Linked DNA regions of Mus musculus: region 1 is linked to region 2. The links are chromatin loops, found by intact Hi-C in ENCODE. Cell type or tissue: left cerebral cortex. All regions are shown on one strand. Each heading gives the region's core, and the rest is flanking DNA. Links, peaks and the distances in the headings are about the cores only.

Region 1 (2,922 bases), core at 293-2,792, 61 kb before region 2:
ATCCTATGCATGTCTAGGCAGACAGTTTCAGTATTATGGTTTGTCTGTCATCCCAAGTCTGTATGACTATTAAAATGAAGTGGCTGTAAAGTCAAATGGCTTTATTATAGCCCTGTGGCAAGAGACCCCTCAGATGCATAGTCCCATCCTAACTGACATTTGAAAACAGTGACAACCCAGGGATCTAAACCACAGAAAAGGCTTAAGTCCCCCTCAACAGTCAACCTCTGAGAAGGTAAGCCACTTCTTTGCAGCCCCCACTGGTGACGCCGGTGGTAGAGAATTCGGAAGGCTCTTAGGAAGTAAATGGTGACATAGGAAGAGGACTGGGCACATTAAAGCCAAGCCTTAGGAACTGCTGAACAAGCAGCTCTGAGGGCCACACGTTTTCCTCCATGACAATAATCAATGTTCCAAGCCAAGGCGAATTTGCCTTCTCTTAACTGTACTGAAGACTTTAGAAGCATAGGCTGCCTGTATGTGGAGACTGGGTTGAACCGCAGCTTCACAACCCTGGGGAAATGATGTGCCTCGTTTTCATCAGGCAATGCCGAATTAGCATGTCTTCTTCCCAAAGTGATTGTGAAAAGCAAAATGGCACGTAGAGCAGCATTTTACATAAGCAATTGTTACTTTAAGCACCATTTTAGAGAAGATGTGCAATAAGTAAAGCCTAATGTACAGTGCGTAAGTAGAAAGAATGGGCAAGTTAAATTGCAAATTAAAATGTAGAGTACAGATAGAAAAATGGGTGTTTGAAAAGACTGTGTTTTAAAATTCTCTTAGCTGATCAACAAATTAGATAAAATAACCATTATCTTAAGTGAAAAGCGATGATTTTAAAAATCCTACAAAGAACTCAAATAAAATGTCACTGTTAAGCACTTTCTGTCTACAGATTTAAAAATGTAGATGAGACCAACCAATTCCTACTATGACACACTTTACCTAGAAGATACAGGAAAACAGAAAGTCTGACTAGCTCTTGATCTTCTTTTAAGGATAAATTACTTGTAATTAAGAGCTGTCCCTCAGAGGAACTTCACTGAACCTTTAAAAACAGCCATCAGTCTTACCAAAACATTCTCAAATACTGCTAGCAGCAGACCTGTCCCACTTCTCCCTTTACGCCAGGATGATCCTGGGAGGGAAACCTCCCCAGGGAAAGAGAATTTCCTGACCAGTTCTCAGTGCACACATGAACCCAGCAGGAAGAGCCTAAGAGTATGCAAACCACATTCACGCAAATGCTAACAGGGTGATACCTCATCCTTCAAGAATCCAGCTGTTGCATCCTTTGAAAACCAGTGCTGTTCACTACATTAATAGAAAGAAAAAAGAAACCTCAATTATGTGTTAAAACTACTGAATGGAATTCAATATCAACTCGTGATACATATTAGCAATATAGCTAATAAAGTATTATCTACAGGGAAAAAAATAACCCTACTTGAGTAGGGTGCTTTTTGTCAATTGCTAGAAGCATTCTCTCTGATTTCAGGAATGAAGGGCATTTTTGTAATGGGGGAAGTATTTAATGTTTTATTGCAATTCATTCCATGATATAAAAAGCAAGAAAAGGAAATAAAATTACAACAAAAATATTTTATTGACAAATGATACAACTGTGAACATACAAAAATGCATGTGAAATGTCAGATAATATATTAAGTTTAAAAAGTGGACCTGGCAAACCCTAAACCCAAGGTTAACATGCACAAAGATTATATTGTAGAGAGCAGCAGTTGGGGAGTTTTAAATTGAATTTTAACTTTTATTTACATTAGAATAAAACACCATGAAATTATTTGGAAAATATACAAAAGATAAATGTAAGATCTCTACCAGAAAATAGAAGTTGTTGAGAGTAGTCAAAGAATATATGTGTAAATTAAAAAATACAAGTGGCCATGCATGAAAAAGTGTCCTGAGGCAAACGGTCATTTCCTAAGGAATCTATTCAGTTCAAACCCCGTGAGATTGAGAGCAAGGAAGAGAAAAGTAACGGTGGAAAGAAAGAAGGAAGGAGGGAAGAGAAAAGAAAGGAAAAGAAAGGAAGGAAAGAAAGAAAATAAAGAGAAAGAAAGAAAAGATATATACATATATGTTTGTGTGTGTGTGTTTCTTTTTTTTGGTGCTGGTCATCTTTTTGTGGCATGCATATATATATATATATATATATATATATATATATATATATATATATATATATATATATACATATTGTGGCTGTGGAGGCTGTCACCAAGATTTCAAAAGAAAAAAAATAAAAAGCTAGGAGAAGGTGTGGTATGGGAGCCTCAGAGTCCCTGCAGATGGCTCTTGGGAGGATGGTGTATGATACCACTGTTGCCATGGAAATCCTACTAAGGATTCTAGAACACCTGCAGGAGGGGGGGGGGGGGGGCTGGGGGGAGAGGATCTGCAAGATGCAAGCTGAGCAAGTTCAAAAGAGTATCCCAGTGGACTCCAGAGAACAGACAAAAGGTGAGGCTGTCCAAGTCCTAGTGACCTCAGATCATGCCAGCTTGTGCTTCTTGCACCTTGAGTCAACAAGTTCTCTGTTAATTACTTGGTCTTGCTTTGGTCTGGTTCTTCAGTATCACTTCCCTGTTCCTCTCTTTTAGAGCGGAAATGTTTACCCCATGTCATTGGGTCTTGGACATGTAAATGCTTTTGGATCTAAGTTTGCCAGGAGTCTCCCAAGAGATTTTAGATTGGATTTTCAGTTGTGCTGAAACAAGGAGGACTTTTTTTTTAATTAGGTATTTTCTTCATTTACATTTCAAATGCTATCCCAAAAGTTCCCCAGACCCTCCCCCCCCACCCCTCACCCCCTCCAACCCCCACCCCTCCACCCACCCACCCCCCCCCCCCCGCACTCCCCTACCCACCCACTCCCACTTCTTGGCCCTGGCGTTC
Region 2 (2,922 bases), core at 183-2,682:
ACAAAATCTCAAACTGGTATCTTTCCTCTGGCAAGCAGAAGTAGAGATGACAGTCTGGGTGGGAGGTTAAAATAGGCCTGTATTTTGCTCATTTGTTGTTATTACTTCATATTGGTATGATGAATGTAAACAATCTCCAGTCAAAGTAATGTCTGAGTGTGAGGCTCCCTAGTCAAGAAAGCAAGCCAGAGGCAGTGGCAGGACAGAGGACATTATACCAACAAAGCAACCAAGAGCTGGTGACAGCAGGAGGCAGCATGCATCACTTGCTGGGTTCCAAGCCAATGCCTGCCGGTCAGCGTCACTCCCTAGGCTTTGACACCTGTGACCCAGGGCCCAGAAGTAGACGTGTGTCTGTTCCTCCACTGGGCACACTTGCCTCTACTGAACTTTTCAAGGCTGCCAGTCTCTCAGTGCCCTTCCTCCCGCATCCAATACAAAGAGAAAGCTGTGTTGTAGAAAGATAACCAAGTATGGTTGTCCCTGTTCTCCACGAGGAGATCCTCAATGGATCTGTATGCACAAATAAGGCTAAACCTTATCTAACCTATTTTTCCTATCCCTCCATATGACATAGGTCACTTTATAGATTAGACATAGTAAGAAATTATTACTAATAATCATTAATGAAAGCTTTCTCTATGCAGCCATGGGGCAGTGTGGACATAGTATCCTGATTGACCCTTAGCAGGATAATGTGAGATTTTTTTTATCATATTACTAAGAATAACAATTTAAATCTTATAATTGTTTATTTCTGGAATTGCCTATTTAATGTCTTTGGATCACCCGTGACCATGGAGAGATGAAAATACAAAATCAAAACTGCATAAACTAGAACAATATGGTAGGCAAAGTTATTTCTAGCTAGCTTCTAGAGCGGCTATTCTCTCTGACAAGGCTAGAGAGCCCAAGAGAAAAGAAGATGAGGAGAAAGAAACCCAGAGGCAGGGCTAAGAACGTGTCAACTTTGAGGGTCCTCGATAGTAGAGTTGGCCATGGGATCCAAGCTTACAAGAACTATGTCAGTCAGAGTTGCCAGTAGACAGTGCATCTTCTGGGGGGAACCTGACAATCACACAGTCGTGAAGCATGACCATGGGGAAGGTTTGAAGACAAAAATAATGAGGGAGATGCCTGCTCCTTAACAGGCTCCATTTGGGGAGTGACAGGAAGAAGTAAATTCTAAGAGGAAGGCCAAGGAGAGGATCGTGGGGCAGAATCCAAGTGGGGGGGGGGGAAGGGGTGTGCATAGGGACATTCAAAACTAAAAAATAAAGATGTAAAAAACCATTAAGGGGAGGCTTTGGATTTAGTGACTAAGATGTTACAGATGAACTTTCATGGTAGCAAGGGCTGAGGTCAGGCAATAAGAGACCACAGGAAATGAGTAGAGACAGAATTTCAAGATTGGTTGTGAAGAAAACAAGGTGGGGTTGAGGAGGTGCCGTTCATTTCAACATGGCATTAACTGTTAAGATGACTATGGATAACTTACTTGTAAGTCATCTTTGGGAAGAAAGATACGACACACTGTTGAGAGTAGAATGATGAAGCAGACCAACACTTGAGTACCTTAGCCACCAAAATGTTTCAGCACATGAATCCAGGCCGTGCTGGCTGCCATGGCAACCGTCTTGGCCAAGAATCTGTTCTGCCACCAAATAAGCTCGCTTTTCAAAAGGTTAGTTTTGTTTACTGCTAGGAGTAGCTCCAAACTGGAGAGACTACCTGGGTGGGAGAGGGTCTTGGAGGTACACCAGAAACAGGTCCCCACTACAGCTAGTGTGTGTGCGCGCGCACTGGTCCTAAATGGTTAGCTTCTCCAAACTGACCAGAGCAAAATAGAAACTGCCAAAGTCAAAGCTGGATGACCCTTCATAAAAAAATGAAAAGTCATTGCTACAAGCCTCTTTCTCTTCTGACCATGTCTGCTAATTCTAAATATCAATGAAAGTTATCAGACTCCACAAGTGGAGGTCTCTGTCCTCTTAGTAAATCAGAATGTAAACTTGTTAAGTTTGGTAGTAGTTTCCCAAGTGGGACGATCCCCTCTGCCCTAACTAAAGACAAAGGAATGAAAGCATGTTTCAGCCTAGAGAGACAGCCGAAGAGGTTATCGACATCACTGATTTCCATTTGTGATTACTAAAATACAGACCCATGACCACTAATTCATCAACATCATCAAGTTTTTAAATTGCTTTTTACATTTTTTTTTTTTTACAATTTCATACTCATATACAAAGTCATGTGTAGTGACATTCTGGAATTTTGGTTTCTTAAAAATTCACAGAAATATTTTTTTTTTGTTTTTTTGAGACAGGGTTTCTCTGTATAGCCCTGGCTGTCCTGGAGCTCACTTTGTAGACCAGGCTGGCCTCAAACTCAGAAATCCACCTGCCTCTGCCTCCCGAGTGCTGGGATTAAAGGCATGCGCCACCACGCCCGGCTTCACCGAAATATTTTAAGAGAGTGCTTTGATTTTAGTCCCAAGTATGGGGATGTGGGGCTCCTTTGGACTGTCTACAGCAGCTGACTATGATTTGCCTCATGCTCTAGCAGAGGCGTGGTTTTGCCAGCTGCAGATAGTTTCTGTGATTGTGTGATATTTGGAATTTTGGGAATTTTGGGAATTTTGATGAGGGTATATAGATGTTATAAAAATTTTAGGGCACCGAGTAGAGGGGTTGATGGTTGGTGGTCGTTCAGGGGGGGGTTGTTTGCAGTTTGTTAGTAGTCATGCTCAAAGAAGAAACAAAAGGAAGGAAAGAAATTAGATTCATGATCTCCGTCTCCCTCTCCCTCAACCTCTCCCTCAACCTCTCCCTCTCCCTCTCTGTCTCCTTCTTCCTCCCCACTCTGTTTCCCTCTCCCTCCCTCCCTCCCTGCCTGCATGACTGCTATCCGTGAAACAAGATG

Evidence for each region. Hi-C counts contacts between places; a loop is a spot of excess contacts. Peaks named below come from ENCODE experiments on the same cell type or tissue, not always from the same donor. Only the 100,000 strongest peaks of a DNase experiment are listed, where the experiment ranks them.
Region 1: a loop joins it to region 2, with 2.1 times the contacts of the local background. A loop is called at or near these places in 2 of 42 quality-filtered maps.

Annotation. Positions count from the first base shown.
Region 1 is chr13:38,921,196-38,924,117 of GRCm38, reverse strand. No RefSeq gene overlaps it. Among named protein-coding and RNA genes, the nearest start is that of Slc35b3, 38 kb to the left of the region's middle. In left cerebral cortex, for the core only: no CTCF peak of the experiment used is centred there; no DNase peak of the experiment used is centred there.
Region 2 is chr13:38,860,386-38,863,307 of GRCm38, reverse strand. It overlaps Gm46392 (a long non-coding RNA gene), which reads right to left and starts at 1,578. Exons shown (of 7, transcript XR_001780837.1): 1 at 1,499-1,578. In left cerebral cortex, for the core only: no CTCF peak of the experiment used is centred there; a DNase peak (open chromatin) is centred at 1,616.